Linked DNA regions of Homo sapiens: region 2 is linked to region 1. A link is a loop called in an ENCODE intact Hi-C map of the cell type or tissue named here. Cell type or tissue: endothelial cell of umbilical vein. All regions are shown on one strand. Each heading gives the region's core, and the rest is flanking DNA. Links, peaks and the distances in the headings are about the cores only. Region 1 has its middle 66 kb from the start of LINC02792. Region 2 has its middle 170 kb from the start of LINC02792.

Region 1 (9,775 bases), core at 1-8,000:
TTTAGTAATCGAGATGCTAGTGTAAGGCCTATGAATATGAAAATGATTGTTTAAGAAGCATTTCAGGAGATTCTGATGGAAGAGATTAAAAGTTAAGAAAGCCTGCTCTAGAAAATAAAATTTAAATTCCTTTCCCAGGTATTCAAAGCCTTATGCCATCTCTCTCAAACTTACTTTATAAAACGTATTTTCTACTATCCTCTTTCCATCCAATATACATTAAACAAATATAATTACATACTATTATATGTGCAAGGCCATTTAGCACTAAACCACTTTGACCCTCAAACTCCTACCTCTGCACACACAGGTTCTTACCTTTTAGAGACCAAATCAAAGGCCATTTCTTCCAGAAAGTCTTTGCTTATTACTCCCCACCCTGGTTGACACCAACCAGTTTCTCACTAATGACCCTGACTGTCTTTCTACTTAGTACCAAAGTTATTAATGTATCTGAGTTTTTTTTTTCCTCCCATAGCTCCCTGAATAAAGATTTTAGGTCTAATTCATCTTTAATTCTCTGCCATACTCATCATATTACATATGGAAAGTTGTTGCTTAGTAAATGCTGAGTAATTTAAAAAGCAAGTAGTTTCTGACATTCCTGCGCAACTTCTTTTTACTTCAACACCTTTCCCCCATCTTTGTGCCCGAAACATGTACTCTGTCCCAGATGACTTAGCCTATGAAGTAGCTAAGCATTAACATCCCAGCCCCTTTCCTCGGAAACATGCTTAATGTTGTTACATAAGAAATGACAAGGCACCCCTCAGCAGGAGATATGTTTTCATTTGTCTCCAACAAGGAAGTGTTTCTTTCACCCTGGGGATCAGATCACTTCTTCTCCTCACCTCAGAGTTGGAAAAAGAACACAGACATCACAGAGCAGGCTGGAGAGAGTGCTTCAGGGCCAACTTAGAGACAAAAACCAGTTTCCCATTTAACAAGTCAAGCAGACAGCCAGCATTTTTTTTCGGAGCATTTTGGAAAGAAACAAGGCTTCCTTACTGACTGCATTTAAAGTTAACACTGGGCATTTGCATTGCAAAGACTAAGAACCCAGAACCAAATGGCACACAGGAATGAGGTCAGGAAAAGCAAACAAAACAATCAGCAGAACAATTCAAGAGAAGTCAGGTCAGTTTCTGCTGCATTGATTGGGATTTGTCCCTGGATATTCAGTGAGAAGAAAATAGACGTCAACACCAGAAATTCACAGGCTATATTTAAGCTATTAAATATATTTATGTTTCAATAAGGTATGCATTACAATACATAATTCTCATTAGAAACCTCTATAGAGTTTGTATTAAATTCAGAGTTATAGGACCCAGGGATATAAGAGATGAAATTATGGAAGTATCATAGTTAAGTTTCTGATTGTCCAGAAAGAGCAAAACTAAGTGAGCAGCACCTTTAGAGAATGTTGTCTGAAGACTGCTGAATTAGGTCTAAAAATGCTACACTTTACCCTTGCTTAGCTGATTTTTTTGACCATGGTAGGTGTCCTTAATGAACACCAAACTTGCTAAAGGATAATAAATGTTTAAACTTATCTTACTTTTTCCAATTTTTGTTTTGTTTTGTTACAAAACAAAAGAAGTTGAGTGATAACCTCTCATTTTCCTTGTAAAACTTTTAATTTCTTTCTAGTCCATAAAACAAAATTATAACAGTAAACCCAATAAAAGAGTAAATCATCTCTGATACAACTTCTCTGACTGCTTCTTTCCAACCCTTCTTTCTATCAGTGTAGATACTACTTATATTTGGGATCTATTAGATCTGCAGAGCACAGCCTTTCACATGCTAGCGTTAACCATGTATCAATTCTTTTTTCCACGTGCTAACTCACTGGAAAATTTAATGAAACACTCGCCCTGGCACTGCAACTTGCCTTTTGTCACTTTGAGCTGATAATGCAACATAAATGTTTTTTACCACCTCTGGATTCATGGGCTTTAGCAGCCACTGCTGAGAACTTACTGTGAGTGTAGATAGCTTTAAAAGCCTTGCTGCCTTGGTGTTAACTTTCAATAACTGGAACTGAGGCAAGAGCCTTGCGTATTCCTCCCATGCAGATGCTAAGAATTTTTCTTTATATTCATAGACTCAGAGTCTTGTTGATAAATAACAGTAAGGCTCAAGTAAACCATATCCAAAATAATCTATACTATGACAAAATGAAGGCTGCAGAGTCATTTGAGATACTGAATATGAAAGACCTTCAAATTACTTTATAGCATTCTATAGAAGAGATTTATTAGTAAGTCCTATCTTTATGGTAAATGATGCATAAATGATGGTACAGGTTTATAAGGAGAACATATGAAAACTCACATATAGAGCGTAAACTAGGTGACAGCCAGCTTTTCTAAGGGTGAATGGTTTTCTCACTTGTTTAGAGCATATCAGCCAGTGATGGATGCAAAACTGCAAAATTTTAGAAAACTATTTTTTTCCATTGATAGAAAGAGGCTGTTCTTTAACAAGTAGAACTTCTGGTTTTTATATGCAGAAAGGTATTTCTTTTTTATTTCAAGGGAAAAAGCACTCAGTCAAAGCTCCCTCCTAGAGTTCATGCCCTTACCTATAAAGATGGAAACTTATTTAAATCCAAAGGGAATACTGTCCTCCTCAGTTCCCATACCTTTGTATTATCTTTATATAGAGGAATGACAATTCCAAGCAATTGTATCATCATAAAAAATAATAATATTGTGATCAGAACAAGTATATCAACCAAGCATCCACAGGTCTCGTGGTTTATTCCGTACTCTGCTTTTACTCTGCTTCCAGTGGGGCTTGAATAAAATATTAAGGAAAAATATGTCACTTCTACAGAGGCAGAAAGGTCCTTTTTGATGAAGCCCCCAGTAGATCATCTGTTCATTGGAGGTGATCTCCTCTGCAGCTTGACAAAGAACTGTGACATTACAAAGCATGGTGCGGAGGGGTTTGCAACCAGCATAACATGACCAGAGCTGGCACATGCTGAAAAGTCATTTGCCTCTTGGTCTTTTTTTTTTTTTTTCCCTAAAGTGTCTTTTTCCTTTGGCTTCTCATTACTATTATAATACACAATTTTGTTTTCTGTTTGTAACTCTCTGCTGCAATGATTAAAAGTTTCAGAATAATCAATTATTGTAAGGATGACTATATAAATATAAGCTGGTTTATTTGAAAGTGACGTTAAGTTTCATTTCACATATTTGTCTCACAAAATCCCTCACTTGACCAGTGAAGCAAGATGTTCTAGCCTGGCCTTGACAGAGGTCCACCTTCCTCATTCTGGTCTACCTCACTGGTCTGATCAAGGCCTAATGCAATTTGCATTAAAAAAAATTCAATAATTGTTCTAAATTGCTCTCCATATGGTACAGTGCTAAGGAAAAATTTACAAGTTATTGCCTTCATGACTTGAGAGAGAAATTGTTTTATTTTATTAAATATCAGACAAAATTGAATATATAGTTTTCAATAATAACTCTCAAAGCTGATATTAAGTACCTGAACAGATAAGACCATGATAAGGTCAAGAAAGAGGATATTTAAACATCTGTAGGCTTTTTTTCTCGCTTCTTTTTTCTTTTTAAACTTAAGCTTTTAAATCTTGAAAGTTCATGTCCAGTGCCTTGATCAGAGATGATAAATGAACTACTGAATTGGAAGAAGATGCTGTTATTATTTTAACCAGTAAACTAACTCAGGGTTAATCTGGGTGTTATTTAACCTATTGAAAGTGTTTTGAGTGAACATATGGTTTCTATTGTGAAATGAAGGCACAGTTTTAACTATGAATATAGATAATTACCCTTTCGACTTTAAACATTTATATGTGTCATGTTGTGTCAGAGCATTTTTCATGGTCAATAGGTTGAAAGGTTATAAAGTTGAAAATGAAAATCAGTACTTTTGAGTAAAACTACATAGCCAGCACAAATAAAGCAATTCACTACTGCTCTCTCTTGGAAGGAGTTAGTAATAACACCCAGAAAGCAATCACTACACCAGTAGCACAGATTGTATGTGAAAAACATGATCTCAGTTAAAGACCTAATCTTTAAGTTAGAAATTCAGCCTATAAATGCATATTCATGAATGTTTCAATAATTATTTTGTAAATTGAATTATAGATGATGATTTTTTTCTTTGTGTAATAGAAAGAGAATATTTTTAAGTTATTTTAAAACTTCATATAAAATGTGTCTACTACAACGCTGATTTGAACATTTCATATAAATGTAATTTTTGAACTGACACTGAACATTTACAGCAGGGTACACATTTTGTAAATTGCTCAGAATGACGTCAGTACTTTGAGCCTAAACAAAACAACTCCTTCAAATGGAATTGGACTCTATTGCAAATACTTACTGGCTTTCAGAGTGGATGCCATATAGTTTCAAAGGAGCAGGACCCCCATTCCAACAGAGTAACAGCAAATTTTCAGATTCATAAGAAAAGGATAGGGGTCAGACGGAGAGACAGAGAGAGAGAGAGAAACAAAGAGAAAAAGAGAGAAACATTTTGGCAAATTTCAATTTTTTATCAAGGCCTCTAAAAACATTTAAGAATTATTTTATCAACACTAATGGATTGGCAGAATATAGCTATCAACATAAAACTTAATTTTAAAACAGTGTTTTCATTTCCATTTCACTCTTTAGAGTGATAGCCCCCATTTTGCACCGGGTGGTAATAATACCTCTGTCCTATTATTATTATTATTTCTTATCTTCTTACTACAAATGAGAAAAAAAGTTAAGGCAATTGTTCTTTCTATTCTTTTACTCTCAAATAAGACATTCTTGGGACAAAGATGGCGTGTGAGTGCTTTTGGTTTTATTAGAAAGGAAAGGCACATAAGTTATTTGTGGCATGTGCTTTGTTGCTCAAATTGTTTGGAACCATTTATGTCAGATGCTGATGTCTTTTTAAAGATCACATAGCTAGTGGTTTACAGAATGAGGTTCCAGTGCTGCATGAAGCCAAAAGAAAAACCCAACTGATGATGAAGGACTTTGAAAAAAATAAGATTATGACAAGAATACATGCAAAGTTTCTATTTTGCTAGACTGACAATCAATTCAGGGACAAGTACACAGTATCTTTTGATAAAAATACTGGCCTTCATCTTCTGTAAGTAAACACTATGTAAGTTTTAGGATTCCTAAATGTGTTACCACTATCATTAGTGTTTTTTCCAGCACTATGACTGTTCTTCTTTTAAGAAAACTATGACCCTGGTCGGATGAATTCTACATTCAAAGGTAAATGCAGTTACTAAAATGGAAGAGGCTGTGAAAGTCTCTGAATAATTGCCACAATTATTTTTTTAAATCCATAATGAGAAGAAATATGTAAAAAGTATGTCTCTGCTTGTAACTCAGATCAACATTAAGAATTTGCATCTTTTATTATGCATATAAATCTTATTTTCCCAATAATGTTAAAATATCTACCACATGCTCTAAAACTGTAAATCTTTTACAAATGGAATTATTTAAAGGGGATGCATCTAAATTTATATTACCTATGATAAAATGTACAAGGTATTTTTATGTAAAAGTAACAATTCTTGTGCTTTTTATCTTTACAGTTTATTTGTGTTTTTGTAGAAATGTTTACATTAAATTCCCAAGTGTTTTTCCTTATTTTCTTATAGTCATGAAATATTTAATGTATTTACCTTAGTATTTCTATATGTTTATTCTTAAAAGAGCAAGAAACAGAAAACATAAAGGGTTTTGCTCATGCAGAAGGAAAACTTTTCTGAAAAAAGTTTGACCATTTAAATTATCAATTTCACAAGAAAATTTGTTTTCTTCCTTTTAATTAATAATAATTATTATTAGCTCCTGATAATTAAGTGAACGTGTATGCACAATATTCATAGAATAATGCCTGAAACAGTGTATTGTCAATACATTTAAACTATCATTGTTTATCTATTAATTCATATATTAAGTAAACATGAACAGGATGCTTACTGAAAGCAAGTTAGACCAACATCATCTTCCCTCATAAATTTTGCAATCTAGAATGTATTGTAAACATTAACTTAACAGATTTCTTTAAGACAGGTTATTATATTTCTGAGCTAGCTCAGGTGTTGTGTTGCAAAGTAATAAAGAAATATACTTAATGGTCTCTTCAAGGCCTTCCATTAACAAGTCTGCACAAGTTCTAATGAACCACTTTCAAAAGTCAAGTAATTTGTTTCATGTCCCATTCAAGGCCTACCATTTATTCATCACAACCTGGAACTCACCATTGTGCTATTTAAATAAACCAGGGCCCAGAGTCAGAGTTCAGAAGGAAAAACTTCCCAGAAGTTGGTCTTAAGCAGTAGTTAAAATACTTTACCTTGTAACCTACTTCTGAGAAATGGTAAATTGGTTAATGAGGTCACTTCCATAAAGTTTATAAGCTACTTAGAAATGAAAAGATGGACAAATACCAGATATTTTAAGAAATATTCTGCTACTGTAAGATCTGTTTATAAGGTTTACCCCATTATCTAAGCTATGAGACCCAGTTACCTGATATTCCCAGTGCTTACTCTCCTTGCGAGGAAAGTGACAAAGTTGACCTTTAAAATAGTCCTTATTTCTATTTTAATGAATATTAAAATAATTATTAAGAATTAATTTAAAAATTGACTAAACTTAAGGAAATTCCTGAAAAAGACCTACACCTGTAAAAACACGTAAAGCACCGATGACTGTGATTCACACTCAGTTTTTTTTTTTTTTTTTTTTTTTTTTTTTGAGATGGAGTCTCGCTCTGTCGCCCAGGCCGGACTGCGGACTGCAGTGGCGCAATCTCGGCTCACTGCAAGCTCCGCTTCCCGGGTTCACGCCATTCTCCTGCCTCAGCCTCCCGAGTAGCTGGGACTACAGGCGCCTGCCACCGCGCCCGGCTAATTTTTTGTATTTTTAGTAGAGACGGGGTTTCACCTTGTTAGCCAGGATGGTCTCGATCTCTTGACCTCATGATCCACCCGCCTCGGCCTCCCAAAGTGCTGGGATTACAGGCGTGAGCCACCGCGCCCGGCCCACACTCAGCATTTTATTTCACCACTTTTAATAACATTTACTACACTGTATTACATCATAATCTGCCTGTGGCTTGTCACATAAGGCCAAACAAGAATAAAGCAATGGGACCATGTTAGGGGCATTAAAAAAAACTATGATTAGTACTGGCAAACATCTAAGCAAAGGCATTTTCTGAATTTCTTCAAAGTTCTAGATGTCATCAAAGTAATGTTAGGATTATTTCTAGAGAAAAAGAAATGCACAGTATTGATGTTATGTTAGCACTAAGATATTATTGTTCTTTCTTTCTTTTGAAATAAAATTGAGGTGGGTGTGATTAGAGTCATTGCTTCAGAAATCATGACTAATTTCAAAATTGGACCATTGGAAACATTTTTGCTATAACACTGGTATTATGCCTATTAAAAGGCTTTTTTTTTCATTTCTTCAAATTCATTTCTTCTTCAAATGTATTTGAGATTGATGGTAGGTTACACACGTTAATACGTAAGTCATGACATTAACCTACCAGACCTCCAAAATTAATTTTAATTCCTCTACAACATATTTCTCTAGCATCTTTAACAGCAGGTGGGCCTGCTACTCAATTGGAGGAAGTCTGGATGCACATCTTACAGTCCTCACCCACTCCACTTACTAAGAATAGAAAGAACTAGAAATCATGAGATTATTTTGTTAATTCATTTCCTGATTTTACTCATGAATTAAAAAGTCCACAAAATGAGTTAGAAAAATACTTCTAAATCAATATATAATTTCTGTAATATTTGGAAGTCCTTTAACATTTTGCTGGATGGAAAAGCAATTGCCTCCACTGCCCAGGCTTGAATCCCAATACCAAATTTATCAGCTACGTCACTTTAGGCAAATACCTTAGCCTCTCTGATCTTCAATTTTCTTATTTGTAAGATGGTAAAAACAAAATCTTTCCACAGGCATGATGTGGCTATTTTACTTAACTGTCCTATAACATCTGCTCAAAAGATTGTATTATCTCTATTATATAGGAACTGTGGTGTTGTTATTTAGCAAAATGCATTGTGTATAACATCTAGTGGCCAACCAAATGCTACTGTCTTTTCAGTTTTACATTTAACAGCACTTGACATACTATTTGCTTAAGCTAAACAAAATAGTTGTGTATTTATTAGTGAAAGGGACATGTTCAGAGAAATGTGTCCTTAGGTGACTTTGTCATTGTGCAAACACCATAGGGTGTACTTACACAAACATAGATAATATAGCCTATTACATGCCTAGGCTATAAGGTATAGCCTATTGCTCCTAGGCTACAAACCTGTAGAGCAAGTTACTATATTGAATATCGTAGGCCATTGTAAATCACGGTAAGTATTTTTCCATCTAATAATATTTAAATATAGACAAGGAACATGGAGCTATAATCTTATGGATCTTTGTCCCATATGTGGTCTATCATTGACCATAATGTCCTTATGCAATGCCTGACTGCAAAACGTTCTATTCAAGATAGCATGAATTTACTTTACAGCATCAAACTCAAGCTCTAAATTGTATTTTAAATGTCTCAAAAGCCAGTTTCCACATGAGTCACCACTTTTACTCATTTGGATTTGGCTCTGTTAAATTAAAATCAGAATACAACCATGTAAACTAGTCTGCAAATTGCATGAACATAGTCATTCTTAATCGCAAAATATTATTTATTCTATGAGCTGTGGCCCTTCTTACTGTTTCCAAAGTAAGTGAGAAAAACAGGGTTTATACCATATATGAATGCCAAATTATGCATGCAAAATCTTTTCTTTCTTTTGTTATTATAAAAGAGAATAGACTACAAAAATGCATATCTAGTAACTAAATGTCCAATTTGTTTTTATTATTACAGAAATGTGCACATAAACTAATTTTGCAGGTGGGCTAATTGCACCTGTTTTTCAAATTACAGTCCTTAGTGAACCGTCTTTTCCAGAAATATGTTCAGTCATAAATATGTAGACTTTGTGTCAATTGCAAGACAACTAGCCGTGTACTACACAAATGTTATAGCACAAGGATCAACTCTCCTGCATATGTATTGAATATATGCAAGTAGTCCATCAGGGTTTAACCACCGTGAGGAAATAATAGTCTGTTCAGAAAAAAAAAAAAATCTTTACTAATGTGCTTTTTTTGTTGTTGTTCCCTTGCTGTCACTAAGAATTCCACAGAAATCAGATGAATAAGAAAAATTAATAATTATTATAATTTCTAGCCTTCAGATACCTAGATTCCTTAAGCCATAGAATTAAACTCTGGGCCGGGCGCGGTGGCTCACGCCTGTAATCCCAGCACTTTGGGAGGCCGAGGCGGGCGGATCACGAGGTCAGGAGATCGAGACCATCCCGGCTAAAACGGTGAAACCCCGTCTCTACTAAAAATACAAAAAATTAGCCGGGCGTAGTGGCGGGCGCCTGTAGTCCCAGCTACTTGGGAGGCTGAGGCAGGAGAATGGCGTGAACCCGGGAGGCGGAGCTTGCAGTGAGCCGAGATCCCGCCACTGCACTCCAGCCTGGGCGACAGAGCGAGACTCCGTCTCAAAAAAAAAAAAAAAAAAAGGAATTAAACTCTGTTAAATTCTGCTTTACTTTCTGTCCCACTGCTTTATTTTTTATAGGTGAGGAGACAGGCCTAGAAAGATTGAGTGATTTTTCCTACATCACACAAATTAATTAGTGACTCAGGTACACCCA
Region 2 (17,526 bases), core at 5,504-13,503, 240 kb before region 1:
TCTGAATACAACATGGGCAGGTTAAAAGATGCCGAGGTAAATCCAGTGCTGAAGTTTGAATGTACTCCTTGCTCAGACAGATTCACTATCATGAAATCTCTAACTTTAACTATTGCCTTGAATACTGAGCTTAGGCATTGTTTCCACTGACAATAAACAATTACAGCAGATGAGTAATGATTCTTTATGCCTACTACACTAGTAATCTGCTTGATGTATGTACTACTGCTTAGACCAAGGGGATCTTGAGGATCCACTATCATCCTCCCAAGTACCATCTAGATGTTCAATATCAAACAGGACTCTTTTTTTGCCCCTCTCTTAGATAGAGGCATATATTTATGAGTATACATATATCCTCACATAAAAGAAACATTTCTCTGACATTGTACATTTTAACAGGATAAGGTCTAGGGAAGTGAAAAAATTTTTATAACTTGAAACAATGCCATTTACTGTTTTATCAATACATAGATTAAGAAATTTAGGCTTTGCAAAATATTATGGGGGTTAGAAAAAGTCAGAACTCTTCATTTTAAGAAGCATACGATTTAGAGGAGGAGGCAGTCACAGAATAAGGAAATGTTACATGACTACAGTTGCCAGTTAATTATACAGGCAATTTTGTTTAGGAGTTTGGAAATTACTTGAGATTTAGTAGAGAAGGCTTATAAAGGAGATAGAATTTTATCTGGCTTGAAGGCAACTGTGAAATAAAAAAGAAAAAAAAACTGAACTTGTATTTTAAATCTAGTCTCTGTCATTTTGTAGCTCTGTGCCTCAGGAAAGGAATTTAGTATGTGCAAGCCATAGTTTCTTAATCTTTAAAATAAACCACTGTTTCAGAGATTTATTTGGAGATTCCACATAAAATCACAAGCATAGGGCCTTGCAGATAGTAGGCTCCCAATAATGTTACATGAAGATAGTTGGAATCTGCATAAAAGAGAAAGGAATTCCAATCAAGGAAAGTGAGCAAAATAATAAAGGTGAAAGAAAACAAAATAAATTCAGTCTATTAAGTGTGCCAGTTTGATTGACATGGGGAACAGATATAAATGAAAAGTAAGGGTCCAGATTGTGAAACCCTCTGCAGAGGAAGCCTAGACTTGACCTTTGGGCAATGGAGAGTAAAAAAAGTATTTCAGCGTGAACATATACTCTCAAAGCAGCATTTTGAAAGTTCAATTCAGAAGCAGCAAACAGTTTTATTTTTCCCTAAGAATTGCATATTTGTAGCCTGAAATATTTTTATGACTATAATAATTTAACCTCAGTCTTCAAATATACCCCTCACAGTGGTCTAAGGATACAGTGATGAAGAATTGCTTAAGGTAGTACAAATTTATCATTCAACTAAGAAAATTAAGTACATTAGGGAGAAACATTTTTTTCTGAGTATTTAAGGAGGCATTTCAGCATCCTGTAGAAATCAGTTGCTGTTTTTTAAGAGATCTATGTGGTTAAAATGTACACTCTGACAATACAATAATCACAATAGGAGAGGCCCCCCAAAATACATTTGAAAATCAAACAGGATACTGTTTTCAAAAGCAGATGTCCAGACTGAGCACTACACTCACCTAAAATATCCAGGAGGTAAGTCTGAGTAAACTTTGTAACCTGCACTTAGAAGGGTAATGTTGTCAAGACATCTAAGATCTTGAAAACAACTATCACAAAGACTGTCTAGGGATTTTATTTAGTAGCTCTCTGATACGCCAAGTGCTTATTCTTAACAATTGACTATGGCTTTATGACTTTAATCAAGAAGTGTATGTGTGTGTGTGTGTGTGTGTGTGTGTGTGTGTGTGTGTGCACGTGGAGGATAAAGAGACAGGATGATTATACATGGTTATTCTTTAGAGTTCCATGCCAGTGACATTACTGGTATTTCTGAGATGAAGCATCATGTATTATAATTAAATATCAACACTGATTGCTGATGTCTACCTTGGTTCTTGAAAGAGTTCAAGTCTTTGGCACAGTCACATTCTTAGTTACTCTGCAAAAACTCTAATGAAGAAAGTGAGAAAGATGTGTTAATATTTAATAAGCCTATTGATCGATTGCTGTGCCTCCTAAAATGTTCATCTCTTTGACTGGTGGGAAATGAACTTCATTAGGCTTTCTCTGCCACCTTATAGCTCCTTGTTAACATTTCCCCTTTGGGGTCCCTGAGAAAAAACGCCCAGCTTCTATTCATGAATCTCTGCCAACGATAATCTCTTGCACTATTTTCTATATTCATTTGCTGAGAAAAGAGGATGTAAATCTCATTTTGCAAGGAAAACATTATCAGTTCTTTGTGATTGAAAGTAAAATTTGTGAAATGGTATTTTTATGATTCATAGAAATAACCAGTAGATTGATTTAATATATGGAAGCTAGTATTATATTTAGTTTTAAGCTATGAATATAAAAAATATTAAGCACTTTTTCATATTTTAGCTTCCTCTTACATGTTTTATTTGAAAAAGCAAAAGAAAAAATGTGGAGCTCTGAAAAAAGAGAAACTACTAGAAAACGTTTATGTAAAATAGTTACTATAAAATTTCATTTATTTAAAAGACTTCAAATAAAGGAGGAAGAGGCAACAGAGAAACAACATTTACATAGTGCTGGTAGCAAAACAGAAATAATTCTTATTGATAAAATAATTACCAACGTAATACTTCAAGATATTTTGGCATATAATTTTAGATAATATGATATATGCATAAAGGACTGACATTAAAGCTGAACTTAACAGTAGAAAGAAATGGTTAAATATACTGATAATTTAGTATGTGCCAGGAACTTGTTAAATATTTAATATACATTATCTCATTTAAGTCTAATAAAAAGAAACGAGATATATACTATATACTATTGTTATTCCTATTTTACCAATGAGAAATCTCAGGAAGAGATTATTAAAAAGTTTTTCAAGTTTACACTCTATAGAAAAATTTTTAAGTACCCCAAAGGGGAGCCAGACCAAAGCATTTGGCTTCCAGAGTCCAAGCTTCTAAGGAATTCATAGATGCATTCACAGATGCAGTCATAGAGGCAAGGCCAAAAAGGAATCAGGTGAATTTTCCACTTTTGTAAACTCACCTATTTCCAGAGAAAGCAGAAGAGAGAATACAAACAGAAAAGCTAAACAGCCAAGAGAAAGGTTGTTTCAGAATCTGTCAAAATGAAAAATATTTCTTCTTACCAGAGCTCCTTTTGGTTATTTCAACCTGAACATGAATGTTCAGAAAACCAGGAGACAGAGAATGAACAGAAGTATTTCTTGCCTCTTAATTCTCTAGCTAAAGCAATGGCAGTAATTCTCAGTTGCTAAGGAATTGTTTCAAGTCTAGTCCTTTGCTGATGATGGAATTTTCTTGACTTCCAAGCATTCAAGAACCCAAACTGATGCAAATGTGCTTCCACCAGAATCCATGGCCACATAATTTGCAGAGCCCAGTAAAAAACAAAAATGTGAGGCTCAGTATTCATGAACTATTAAGAATTTCAAAATGTTTACAGGAGAACATTAAACCAAACTCAGACCCCTGTGTCTGCATTGTTTGTATAGCCATGAAGCTTGACTACTCACAGCCAAATTCTGAGTGCTATTCTGTGAATTCTTCAAAGGGAGAAGGCTTGTGACCATTTATAGTATGTGCCTTTGGCCAGAAATTTTGAATATTTGTAACATATAATATTTTAGTTTTCTTCCCTCATTTGAGGCAGATTTATTTGTGGCATTCAATTATAACGTTCTTACTTTATTCAGGACACTACAAGAAAAAGACTTTATATTTTCTGAGAGGAAATAAGGATTCCTGTGATTTCTGGATAATCTTTAAAGAGAGACTTTGAACAGAGCACATGTTGATGTTATTATTTTCTTCCTTTTTAATGTAGTCTAGTTCTGGAAAAGGGGTACATAGATCTTTGTGTAACCACCCAAGAGCAATAAAAATAATTAGAGTTTATCCTATCTTTTAAACATGAAGAGAAAACATCATTACATGTTGGTTTCAGAAGGCATCCATCCTATATGGGGTTGGGGGAGAGAGTTGGAAGAGCAAACATGAAGAGTAATGACAGCAAACTTTTCCTTCTATACCTCACTCAAAGTTTCCCCTGCCTCCAATTTTATCATCTCACCATTTTCAAGTAGAATTGGCAGGATTGAAACTAGGTAATTTTGATGGGGAAAATATTGGCCATGTGAGAATGAAAGGGCGACCCACCAAACACATTAGCACCTATATAGAACAAGGTGCAAATAGAAGATAACCAATAAATATGTACAGAGGTAATAATTTTATTACTACTATGAAATTTACCAAATATAAACTTACATTATTGTAAGTTATAACATAGAGGAGGGGTCAGGGTAGGGAAAACTGGATTGTTGAGAGACACAATCATAAATTAGCCTTTATCTAGCAATTGCTAGGAGCTATGCCTTATCATCTATTACATCCATCAGAGCTTTATCATGTGACTCTGCTTGAATACCACTGAGGAACACCATTCTCAGATTGCGTAACGTACTTGGCTCCACCTAGAGTTGTGCTTTTTGGAATTCCTGAAGAAAATATTACTGATGCAATACCACTGAATGACAATAAACACTTTATTAGCATTTAAAACAAAGCTATTAGATGTTATAACTACGTGCTAGGAGGAAGCAGTGAAAAAGGGAGTGGTGGATAAAGGGATGACTAAACTGATAAATTAATGAAGAACTAACAAATACCATAAAATAGATTCTTTCATTTTGACTATTATTTGGAGATGAAATATTGAATAAACCACTGAAAGCATGTTTAAGTTTTGATATGTCATAATATATGTGAAAACAGGTACCATATTGCTACAATCCCTTCTTGAATTGTGTTTCTGAAGCTTAATTTGTAAGACTTAAGCATTTCTCCTCTCTTAACCTTCCCATTCCTCATGAATAATTTTTTGGTAGAATCCCATGTTTTCTGATTATATAGAGACTTAACTTAGTTATGTCCTTTGTTGAATGTTGAATATTTAAATACAGCTTTTATTTTAACTGCAAGCTTTTTCTTGTAGCTAGAGTTTTTGATTTTGAGAAGAATAAATCTCTTCCCAAATGGCTTCTGTTTATCTTTAAAAGCAATTTATAAGGAAAATAAATCTGTCATAATCAGGTCACCCCAGACATAGTGCTAAAAGCATTCTAATATCTGAGAAATCCTGTGAAATAAGAAGCAATGCTGATTCTGCTCTTAAATGTCACCTAATGGTCTTATATAAGGTTGTCAATTTTAGTGTTAGTTGATTGTTACATCTTAGAAAAAAATTAACTGAACTGAAGTATATTCAGCATATACGTTGTTTTACAATAATTTTTTAACATAGTTTCTTTTGGGACACTTAACAATTTTCCCATTGATTAAATATGCCTACTTGAATTAGATGTAGTTGCTTTACTATACAACTATCTTAGAGGCATTTTGGGAGCTCTGAGCTAGATGTGGGGTTTTGGATTTCATTATTCAGGCTTTTAAAAAATAATAAAATAAAATGCAGCCAACAGCAGGATTGACGTGAAACAAATAATCAAACATCCAGTTATTTTTGAGGAATCAGTTAATTAAATGCTAATGCTGACTGAGCTTGTGTTTTTGTATGTGTTTAATTTTTTTTAAAGAGTTTATGCATTACACATAGAGTTTGTATGTGTGCTCAGGAACAATGCAGTATACAAATTACAAGAATAATTTTTATTCTATGGCAATTGGCTTCATCTTCTCCAATAATTGTTCAGTGCTACAAATAAATTACAGCCATTAGGTGAATTTGGTCAATTATTTTGATAAAAGTTGCAGTGGCAATTAATACTTTTTGGCTATAATATTAATATTATCTGAGTCAGATAGTAATTTTATGCCATGAGTGGATATTTGGAATGCACATCATTTTGCTATTAGCTTATTATAAACTGAAAAGAAAGTTTTCATTACCTAAGGCAAGAATTACAAGCAATTTCAAGAATCTTTAAAATGAAAGGATAATGGGAATTCTTTGAGATACCTCTGACAAGGTCCATGTTCTCCCAGTGAGGGTCAGAGTTCAATTCCTGAACTCATCCATCACATTCTGACTGGCAAGGGCTGAATAGCTGTAAAGACTGCACAGGAGAAAGGGCGCCCTTGCTGACCTCCTAAATCACTTTCACACACACAGTTCAATAAATACACACATCCACTCACAAACACCATGCACAAATAACAATGCATTTTAACTCATTATTAGGACAAGCAAGTTTTAAGATTCTTGGATCCCTAAGGGGTTTATATATTTGAGATTTTCTTTTAAATGCTTATTTTAATCATGTAACAGGAAAACAGCATTTCATATCATTATTTCAGTAACAAATAATCAGTAGAAAAACACTTCATTGATGTCTTTTATACACAATGATTTTGAGCGCCACAAGGGGTACACAAAAAAAAACTGTTTAAGTCAAAACCCCTACTTACAGTCAGTCAGTCAAAACATAACTACTCATCACTTAGAAACCTGTAATCTAATGGTATTTCTTAATAAAATCAGGAATTTAGTGTTAATTTAAAGTGGTTCCAACTGCTGCATCCCACACATTTATTGTCTCTTTTTCTTTGGCTGTGATTTTCATGTTAGAGAATACAGGTTAGGTAATTTTCCCTTGAAGTATTTTCACATCGTCTACTTAGCCTGTTTCACAGAGTAAAACATACCGTAAATTTTCTCCGTAATTTTTCATTCCTCAACTACAATGTGGGCTCCAATATGACAGAAACCACCCCGTCCCCATAGTTGATGACCAGGACTGGTATATTGTAAGTTCTCATTCACTATTTGCCAAATTAATTAAATTTAATTGCCCTCTGAAATCCGGGACCTAAGGAAGGCCTCCCCATAAGTGAAAATAATTGATGATGTAAAAAACAGCATTCTTCTCAGAAGTACAAAGTATGCTTTTCAGACAAAGATCAATTCACATCTTTCCTACATAGCAAAGGTGTTTCAAACTGTGTAACTTATTTAAAGGCCAAGTAAAGTAACTAGGTGGAGGCTTTTCTCTATGTTCATGAAATCAAACCAATCTGGGGTCCATATTCCATCTTCATAATGAAGAAAAGATTGGACCAAGCTTCCCACTGACAGGCCCTCACTTTCATTCATCCCATATTTGTAGGGTCTATCATAGTGCTAGGCATTGTAGGATTTAACACATTTTTCTGAAATTAATTTAACCAAATTCACAAGTGCTTTATTCCTCACCAATCTCCTGTTTCAGGTTGTCTTCAAAAGTTAGAAGATAGGGAGGATTCAAACGACATGACATGATTGCATTATTTAAAATTTCCTTTAAAAAATAGCTTATCAAGAAACCAAATATGCCAAAAAGAAATCACTATGATTCCAGCTTCTAAAGACAGTAAATCTGAGTCTTACAAAATACATTACATATAAAGACATTTTATATAAAGGTTCTTTTTGAAAATCTCTTCTGCCTGGTGTGGTGGCTCACGCATGTAATCCCAGCATTTTGGGAGGCCAAGGCAAGTGGATCACTTGAGGTCAGGAGTTCAAGACCAGCCTGGCTAACATGGTGAAACCCTTCTCTACTAAAAATACAAAAATTAGCCAGGTGTGGTGGTGGGTGCCTGTAATCCCAGCTCCTCGGGAGGCTGAGGCAGGAGAATCACTTGAGCCAGGGAGGTGGAGGTTGTGGTGAACCGAGATCAAACTACTGCACTCCAGCAGGGACAGCAGAGTGAGACCCTGTCTCAAAAAAAAAAAGAGAGAGAGAGAGTAGAAAATCTCTTCTTTACTTAATTACTAATTAGTTAGGGAAAGTCTCATTCAAAAGAAAGTTGCAATAAAAATATAAAAAATTCCAAAATATCCTCAATACTTCTAAAGAAGGAAAAGCAATAATGATAGTGGCTCAATATTACTTACACTGTTTTCTAACTTAAGAAAATCTTGTTCTTTACCAAAAATATTTAATTTTCTAAAGTGTGAGAAAATTAGTAAATTAAATGATGGAATTGGCTTTTTTGCTACTTTCTAAAATACAATATTCTTAGGTTGACCTGAAACACAATTGGCTTAATAAAAAACATTATATAATAAAATTCTTAATTAGCATAATTGCCTATCCAGAATTTCAATTATCCTCTAGAATCTCTTTCTTAAAATTTGGAGAAAGATAAAAATATTTACTTAAGAAAAAATAATCTCAATAATTTAACTAAAATGCAAAATTCACGTTTTAAAACTTAGAATGATTTGAAGCACCAACATATTCTATGTAAAAATCAACAGTTGCAAATATTCTTACTCAAATTTCTTCTTTCTCATACCTTACCAAAGTGGATAGAAACCTATGTGTGCACGCTTGTCCAAACACATGTACATCCTACCTTTTCTGATCTGAGGCTGATAAAATATCTTGTTTTCAACACTGGGGTGCAGATTTCATTCAGCTGTAAGGTTATAGCACCCCCTAGCCCTGCCTAACAGAATAGCAGTCAATTCTGGCAGGAATTGAAGTGTAGTAAAGGAATTTTAAAGAATATATGTAAAACCTGGGTACTTTAAAAAAGTGTTCTCCATTGAAGACGTATCTTATTTTATTTGGTAGCAACCGCTGTATCTATTATAGTTTAGAATTTCTGGTATACAACCTGTTCTAACCCTGAATAGTACCAATTGCTGTTAAAATATAGGAAGCTGATTTATTCTAAAGAGCATGTGGAGCATAAACACATCAAACAGATTTCCACTGGTCCTCTAATTTTTTCCCCCCAAATCATCAACAAGCCAGACACTTGGAGTACAAGTATAGAATATTGGACATGGCTGTGATGGTTATTGGCAAATCTTATACAAATAGACAACAGCTCTCTGGGGACAAAATGTAGGCTGTGGAAAAATATATCTGAATATGACACATGTGGCCACCACTCAGATAAGATCTTTGTTACTATTCTTTTATTCATATATCATATTTTAAGAAAAAAGTTGAAAGATGAAGGATTTGGATGTGCTTGTAATAAATTCAGACTGTTTTGCTTGTCCCGTCTTTGAATCTTCAAGCTTTCCTTATTAAGCTACAATGCCTATTTCCAGCATATGGTAATAGTGCTGATTGCATAGCACCTGTCATTAGGAATTCAGGAATATAAACCTCAAAGGCTTTGATGGGAATTTAAATGGAATACCGATTTGTCAATGCAGCACTCAAGTCTGTAGTATCTGTGGGGTTCACAGGATTCCAATTAGTCTGACATTTTTTTTGCAGACTTCAGAAAAAGAACTATTGTAAAACTTGGAAGCAAACAAAAGATAAGTTTTCTCACCTTACTTGGCCCATATTATAATTTATTCCTCCCTTCGTTCCTGGAATGCTTGAAAGTCATCATTCTTTATTCTGAGATACTGTAAATCTAGATACTGTAAATCACTTGGTCAATGTACATTAAATTTAATTTAGTCTGACCACTGCTACTATTCAAAGACCAGTAAATTGATTATGTTACTAAAAGGTGATCACACTGATACTGCTATTTAATGAACTCCATGCTTGTACATTGCTCCTAATGCACACTATTTTAGATCACTTAGTCAACTCCACTCTAATTGAATTTATCATTTGAAACCTTGACTTGATGCTAATGGTCCAAATATAGCAGAGTCTCTCCAGAGTAGTCCTGTCTACAAAACGCTGTATATTGATGTTTTCTTGCAACAAACACTTGTCTTTCTTGTCTTTTTGTCAGGGCCAGTTGTCAGTTATTGAGGTGCAATTATAAGAAAACTTGCATTTAGGAAAAGATATTGTTGACCTCTGCAAATTGACTGGCAACATCAAAATTTGAAAGTGGAGCTCAGGCAGGCTTAATGGGATATATGCAAATTCTCTCCAAACACAGGCCTGAAACTGTCATATGGCTGTTGTTATTTTAAGATACGCATGATCTCCTCTTTCTGTTCTATCCCCTTTTATTTTCACTAAATGGAGTCAGTATGTTTGCAAGACTAGTCTGGCTTAAGAGAAATGGCAACAGCATTTGCTGGGTTCCACCATGAAGAATCATTACCAGTGCCAGTGGGCTTCATAAACGAGCCCCAGAGAAAAAGTGAAACGGATGTGAAGTGATATTAAAACAGAAAATAGGGGGAGAAAAAAGACATGATTTCTGTAGGTTTACAATCAAGGCACCATTGTAGAAATTAGAAATGAGGAGAGAATAGTAACTGATTATTCTTTAATTTTTTTAAAGAAAGAGGAACCTAATTTAGTGTTGCATTGTGGTTCAAAAATAACTCCGCATAATTCATAACGTGCTGTACATGAGGAGAATCAAATTTCCTAATTATGATCATGATTTTGATAACTTTTATTGAACATAAGCATGCCCATGATCAAATCTCTTAATAGGAAGCTATCTTCCATTTGGTAGCCATAATTTCAAAGCTATGCTATATACATTTCTGTACAGAAACAAGATGAGGATAACTAACACTGCTTGCCAAAAATCAAATTAGAGAATAAACATATGGAGAAATAATATAATTTACAATAAGGATTTTCAACTGAAAAATTACCATCTATACAACGTTTTGGGCAAAAATTAAGGGGTTTATCATCATGGCTTTTACTCAAGTAACACAAGTCAAATAGCAAATCAAACATAATTTTGAAATTACTCAACTTTTCCAACCCCTCTTTCTTTCACATATGTGTGTCCTGTTACATTCACCCTCAACAAACAAATTTGTGAATTACACCTTTTACCTACACCACACTCCTTCATTTTTATTTGGGGTTTGATGGAGTTCTAAATTCTAGATAATTAAAAGTTGTCCATGACTAGGAATGTGCCAAAACCTGGGAAGAATTTATTTACACTTATATAATCTAAACGTTGAGATTCTTTCCTCCAAAACAAACCTCTGTAAGGAATTGTGAAAGGGCTGAAATTTTAGCCTACTTGCAAACTAGTAAGTCAGTCTGCCACAATTTCATATGTACTGGCAGAAAACAAAACACTCTTGGGTCAGAGACATAGGATTTTACTCCTCATGGCACAGAAAGCACTATGAGCTTCATGTTTGTGTCAGCTCCCTTCTTACTCAAATCCTACAGAATGACATAAAATGGTTCCTGTGGAAGCTTTGCACGCAGAGGGTTTGCATCAGAGCTGAGGAACCCTGAGTTTAGAAAACCTTGAGTTTCTGTAATGGACTGGAAGCAAATCTGCCTAATCTTTTCCTAGAGGGAAACATTATCTTTATCACACTAGGCAGCCCACAAATCTACCCTTTACTCTGAGGGACACACCATACATTCTAAGCTGCTTGTTATACAAACATCCATAAGAGATAATCTGGAACAAAAGGAATCAGTGCCTCTGCTTGTGCAGTAATATGATAGACTCATGGAGAACTATCTCCTCAAACGCTCCTGCCTGTGAACTATCACAGAACACATTTTCTGTTCTGTATCATACATTATCTTAAATTCATTTTTTTATCAATATATCGAGCCTCCCCAAGTCAACCATAAGCTGCCATTAAAAATAACTCATTTTTACACCAATAGATTTACTTAATTTCTAAGGTAATGTCATAACATGATTTGTGCTCAATACATATTTAAGAACAATTACTGATGATGATGATTGATTAACTGATTGGTGCTAATTGATTGATGAATCGATGGTGGAAATTATACTATGTCAGGCCTCTGAGCCCAGGCTAAGCCATCATGTCCCCTGTGACCTGCATGTACACATCCAGACGGCTGGTTCCTGCCTTAACTGCTGACATTCCACCACAAAAGAAGTGAAAATGTCCTGTTCCTGCCTCAACTGATGACATTGTCTTGTGAAATTCCTTCTCCTGGCTCATCCTGGCTCAAAAGCTCCCCCACTGAGTAACTTGTAACCCCCACTCTGCCCGCCAGAGAACAACCCCCCCTTTGACTGGATTGGGTAGGATTTACCTACCCAAATCCTATAAAACGGCCCCACCCCTATCTCCCTTCCCTGACTCTCTTTTTGGACCCAGCACACCTGCACCCAGGGGAAATAAACAGCTTTATTGCTCACAGAAAGCCTGTTTGGTGGTCTCTTCACACAGACACGAGTGAAATTTGGTGCTGTGACTTGGATCGGGGGACCTCCCTTGGGACATCAATCCCCTGTCCTCCTGTTCTTTGCTCCGTGAGAAAGATCCACCTACAACCTCAGGTCCTCAGACTGACCAGCCCAAGAAACGTCTCACCAATTTCAAGTATGGTAAGTGGCCTCTTTTTACTCTCTCCTCCAACCTCACTTACTATCCCTCAACCTCTTTCTCCTTTCAATCTTGGCACCACACTTCAATCTCTCCCTTCTTTTAATTTCAATTCCTTTCATTTTCTGGTAGAGACAAAGGAGACGCGTTTTATCCGTGGACCCAAAACTCCAGTGCTGGTCACGGACTGGGAAGGCAGCCTTCCCTTGGTGTTTAATCATTTCAGGGACGCCTCTCTGATTATTCACCCATGTTTCAGAGGTGTCAGACCACGCAGGGACGCCTGTCTTGGTCCTTCACCCTTAGAGGCAAGTCCCGCTTTTCTAGGGGAGGGGAAAGTACCCCAACCTCATATCTCTGTGCCCTGATCCCTTATTTCCACACCCCAACCTCTTATATCTCTGTGCCCCGATCCCTTATTTCCGTGCCCCTACCTCTCCCGCTTTTCTGGAGGGTAAGAACCCCCAAACCCCTTCCCTCCGTTTCTCTACTCTCTCTTTTCTCTGGGCTTGCCTCCTTCACTGTGGGCAACCTTCCACCCTCCATTGCTCCTTCTCCCTTAGCCTGTGTTCTTAAGAACTTAAAACCTCTTCAGCTCTCACCTGACCTAAACTCTCAGCATCTTATTTTCTTCCGCAATGCCACCTGACCGCAATACAAACTCGACAGTAGTTCCAAATAGCCAGAAAACGGCACTTTCAATTTTTCCATCCTGCAAGATCTAAATAATTCTTGTTGTAAGATGGGTAAATGGTCTGAGGTGCCTGACGTCCAGGCATTCTTTTACACGTCGGTCCCTCTCTAGTCTCTGTTCCCAATGCAACTCATCCCAAATCTTCCTTCTTTCCCTCCCACCCGTCCCCTCAGTCCCAACCCCAAGGGTCGCTGAGTCTTTCTAATCTTCCATTTCTACAGACCCATCTGACCTCTCCCCTCCTCCCCAGGCTGCTCCTCGCCAGGCCGAGCTACGTCCCAATTCTTCCTCAGCCTCTGCTCCTCCACCCTATAATCCTTTTATCACCTCCCCTCCTCACACCTGGTCCGGCTTACAGTTTCGTTCCGTGACCAGCCCTCCCCCACCTGCCCAGCAATTTACTCTTAAAAAGGTGGCTGGAGCTAAAGGCATAGTCAAGGTTAATGCTCCTTTTTCTTTATCCCAAATCAGATAGCGTTTAGGCTCTTTTTCATCAAATATAAAAATCCAGCCCAGTTCATGACTTGTTTGGCAGCAACCCTGAGACACTTTACAGCCCTAGACCCTAAAAGGTCAAAAGGCCGTCTTATTCTCAAAATACATTTTATTACCCAATCTGCTCCCGACATTAAATAAAACTCCAAAAATTAAATTCCGGCCCTTAAACCCCTCAACAGGATTTAATTAACCTCACCTTCAAGGTGTACAATAATAGAAAAAAGTTGCAATTCCTTGCCTCCACTGTGAGACAAACCCCAGCCACATCTCCAGCACACAAGAACTTCCAAACGCCTGAACCACAGCGGCCAGGCCTTCCTCCAGAACATCCTCCCCCAGGAGCTTGCTACAAGTGCCAGAAATCTGGCCACCAGGCCAAGGAATGCCTGCAGCCCGGGATTCCTCCTAAGCCACGTCCCATCTGTGCGGGACCCCACTGGAAATCGGACTGTCCAACTCACCTGGCAGCCACTCCCAGAGCCCCTGGAACTCTGGCCCAAGGCTCTCTGACGGCTTCCCAGATCTTCTTGGCTTAGCGGCTGAAGACTGACTCTGCCCGATCACCTCGGAAGCCCCCTAGGCCATCACGGACGCCGAGCTTCGGGTAACTCTCACGGTGGAAGCTAAGCCCGTCCCCTTCTTAATCAATACGGAGCCTACCCACTCCACATTACCTTCTTTTCAAGGGCCTGTTTCCCTTGCCTCCATAACTGTTGTGGGTATTGACGGCCAGGCTTCTAAACCTCTTAAAACTCCCCAACTCTGGTTCCAACTTAGACAATACTCTTCTAAGCACTCCTTTTAGTTATCCCCACCTGCCCAGTTCCCTTATTAGGCCGAGACACTTTAACTAAATTATCTGCTTCCCTGACTATTCCTGTATTACAGCTACATCTCATTGCTGCCCTTCTTCCCAATCCAAAGCCTCCTTTGCGTCCTCCTCTTGTATTCTCCCACCTTAACCCACAAGAATAAGATACCTCTACTCCCTCCTTGGCGACCGATCATGCACCCCTTACTATCTCATTAAAACCTAATCACCCTTACCCCGCTCAATGCCAATATCCCATCCCACACCATGCTTTGAAAGGATTAAAGCCTGTTATCACTCACCTGCTACAGCATGGCCTTTTAAAGCCTATAAACTCTCCTTACAATTCCCCCATTATACCTGTCCTAAAACCAGACAAGCCTTCCAAGTTAGTTCAGGATCTATGCCTTATCAACCAAATTGTTTTGCCTATCCACCCCATGGTGCCAAACCCATATACTCTCCTATCCTCAATACCTCCCTCCACAATCCATTATTCTGTGCTGGATCTCAAACCTGCTTTCTTTACTATTCCTTTGCACCCATCATCCCAGCCTCTCTTCGCTTTCACCTGGACTGACCCTGACACCCATCAGGCTCAGGAAATTACCTGGGCTGTACTGCCGCAAAGTTTCACAGACAGCCCCCATTACTTCAGTCAAGCCCAAATTTATTCCTTATCTGTTACCTATCTCAGCATAATTCTCATAAAAACACACGTGCTCTCCCTGCTGATGTCCAATTAATCTCCCAAACCTCAATCCCTTACAAAACAACAACTCCTTTCCTTCCTAGGCATGGTTTGTGCGGTCAGAATTCTTACACAAGAGCCAGGACCGCACCCTGTAGCCTTTCTGTCCAAACAACTTGACCTTACTGTTTTAGCCTAGCCCTCATGTCTGCGTGCGTGGCTGCTGCCACCCTAATACTTTTAGAGGCCCTAAAAATCACAAACTATGCTCAACTTACTCTCTACATTTCTCATAACTTCCAAAATCTATTTTCTTCCTCATACCTGACGCATATACTTTCGGCTTCCTGGCTCCTTCAGCTATACTCACTCTTTGTTAACTCCCACAATTACCATTGTTCCTGGCCCGGACTTCAATCTGGCCTCCCACATTATTCCTGATACCACACCTGACCTCCATGACTGTATCTCTCTGATCCACCTGACATTCACCACATTTCCCCATATTTCCTTCTTTCCTGTTCCTCACCCTGATCACGCTTGATTTATTGATGGCAGTTCCACCAGGCCTAATCGCCACACACCAGCAAAGGCAGGCTATGCTATAGTACAAGCCACTAGCCCCCCTCTTAGAACCTCTCATTTTCTTTCCATCGTGGAAATCTGTCCTCAAGGAAATAACTTCTCAGTGTTCCATCTGCTATTCTACTACTCCTCAGGGATTATTCAGGCCCCCTCCCTTCCTTACACATCAAGCTCGAGGATTTGCCCCTACCCAGGACTGGCAAATTAGCTTTACTCAACATGCCCCGAGTCAGATAACTAAAATACCTCTTAGTCTAGGTAGACACTTTCACTGGATAGGTACAGGCCTTTCCTACAGGGTCTGAGAAGGCCACCGCAGTCATTTCTTCCCTTCTGTCAGACACAATTCCTCAGTTTAGCCTTCCCACCTCAATACAGTCTGATAACAGACGAGCCTTTATTAGTCAAATCAGCCAAGCAGTTTTTCAGGCTCTTAGTATTCAGTGAAACCTTTATATCCCTTATGGTCCTCCGTCTTCAGGAAAAGTAGAATGGACTAAAGGTCTTTTAAAAACACACCTCACCAAGCTCAGTCACCAACTTAAAAAGGACTGGACAATACTTTTACCACTTTCACTTCTCAGAACTCAGGCCTGTCCTCGGAATGCTACAGGGTACAGCCCATTTGAGCTCCTTTTTTTATTAGGCCCCAGTCTCATTCCAGACACCAGACCAACTTGGACTGTGCCCCAAAAAACTTGTCATCCCTACTATCTTCTGTCTAGTCATACTCCTATTCACCGTTCTCAACTACTCATACATGCCCTGCTCTTGTTTACACTGCCAGTTTACACTGTTTCTCCAAGCCAGCACAGCTGATATCTCCTGGTGCTATCCCCAAACCGCCACTCTTAACTCTTAAAGTAAATAAATAATCTTTACTGGCAAGGCTATGCTGAACCACCTTAGGCACTCTCTAATTAGATGTCGTAGGTCCTCCCAATTCTGAGTCCTTTAATACCTGTTTTTCTCCTTCTCTTATTCTGTTTAGTTTTTCAATTCATACAAAACTGTATCCAGGCCAACACCAATAATTCTAAATAACAAATGTTTCTTCTAACAGCCCCACAATATCACCCCTTGCCACAAAATTTTCCTTCAGCTTAATCTCTCCCACTCTAGGTTCCCACGCCGCCCCTAATCCCGCTCGAAGCAGCCCTGAGAAACATCACCCATTATCTCTCCATACCACCAAAAAATTTTCACTGTCCCAACACTTTACCACTATTTCATTTTATTGTTCTTATTAATATAAGAAGACAGGAATGTCAGGCCTCTGAGCCCAAGCTAAGCCATCACATACCCTGTGACCTGCAGGTACACATCCAGATGGCTGGTTCCTGCCTTAACTGCTGACATTCCACCACAAAAGAAGTGAAAATGTCCTGTTCCTGCCTTAACTGATGACATTGTCTTGTGAAATTCCTTCTCCTGGCTCATCCCGGCTCAAAAGCTCCCCCACTGAGTACCTTGTGACCCCCACTCTGCCGGCCAGAGAACACCCCCCTTTGACTGTAATTTTCCTTTATCTACCCAAATCCTATAAAACGGCCCCACCCCTATTTCCCTTCGCTGACTCTCTTTTTGGACTCAGCCCACCTGCACCCAGGTGAAATAAACAGCTTTATTGCTCACACAAAGCCTGTTTGATGGTCTCTTCACATGGATGAGAGTGAAATACTAAAACTGAAAGATACAGTCAATTTTCTACAGGTATTGCCCTTATGATGTCAACATCTGGGTTTTTCAAACCCACAGAAAGTTGTATGGTTGATATTATGTAGTATCCAGAACTAATTGATTTATAGAGTCTTACCTTTTAATTCATTTTTTTTAATGTGATGAAGAAATAATCATTGTTCATGAAGCTAACTGGGTAAAACACATGCAAGTTTAGATAGAAAAATTTTGTATAGAAAATGCTCTTGAGAA

What was found. Hi-C counts contacts between places; a loop is a spot of excess contacts. Peaks named below come from ENCODE experiments on the same cell type or tissue, not always from the same donor. Only the 100,000 strongest peaks of a DNase experiment are listed, where the experiment ranks them.
Region 2: it touches region 1 in a loop (2.7-fold over the local background); 9 of 110 quality-filtered maps call a loop at or near these places.

What each region holds. Positions count from the first base shown.
Region 1 is chr1:79,254,124-79,263,898 of GRCh38, reverse strand. No RefSeq gene overlaps it. Among named protein-coding and RNA genes, the nearest start is that of LINC02792, 66 kb to the left of the region's middle. In endothelial cell of umbilical vein, for the core only: a CTCF peak has its summit at 3,979; a DNase peak (open chromatin) is centred at 3,968.
Region 2 is chr1:79,488,352-79,505,877 of GRCh38, reverse strand. No RefSeq gene overlaps it. Among named protein-coding and RNA genes, the nearest start is that of LINC02792, 170 kb to the right of the region's middle. RefSeq lists an enhancer at 16,728-17,312. In endothelial cell of umbilical vein, for the core only: a CTCF peak has its summit at 8,514; a DNase peak (open chromatin) is centred at 8,467.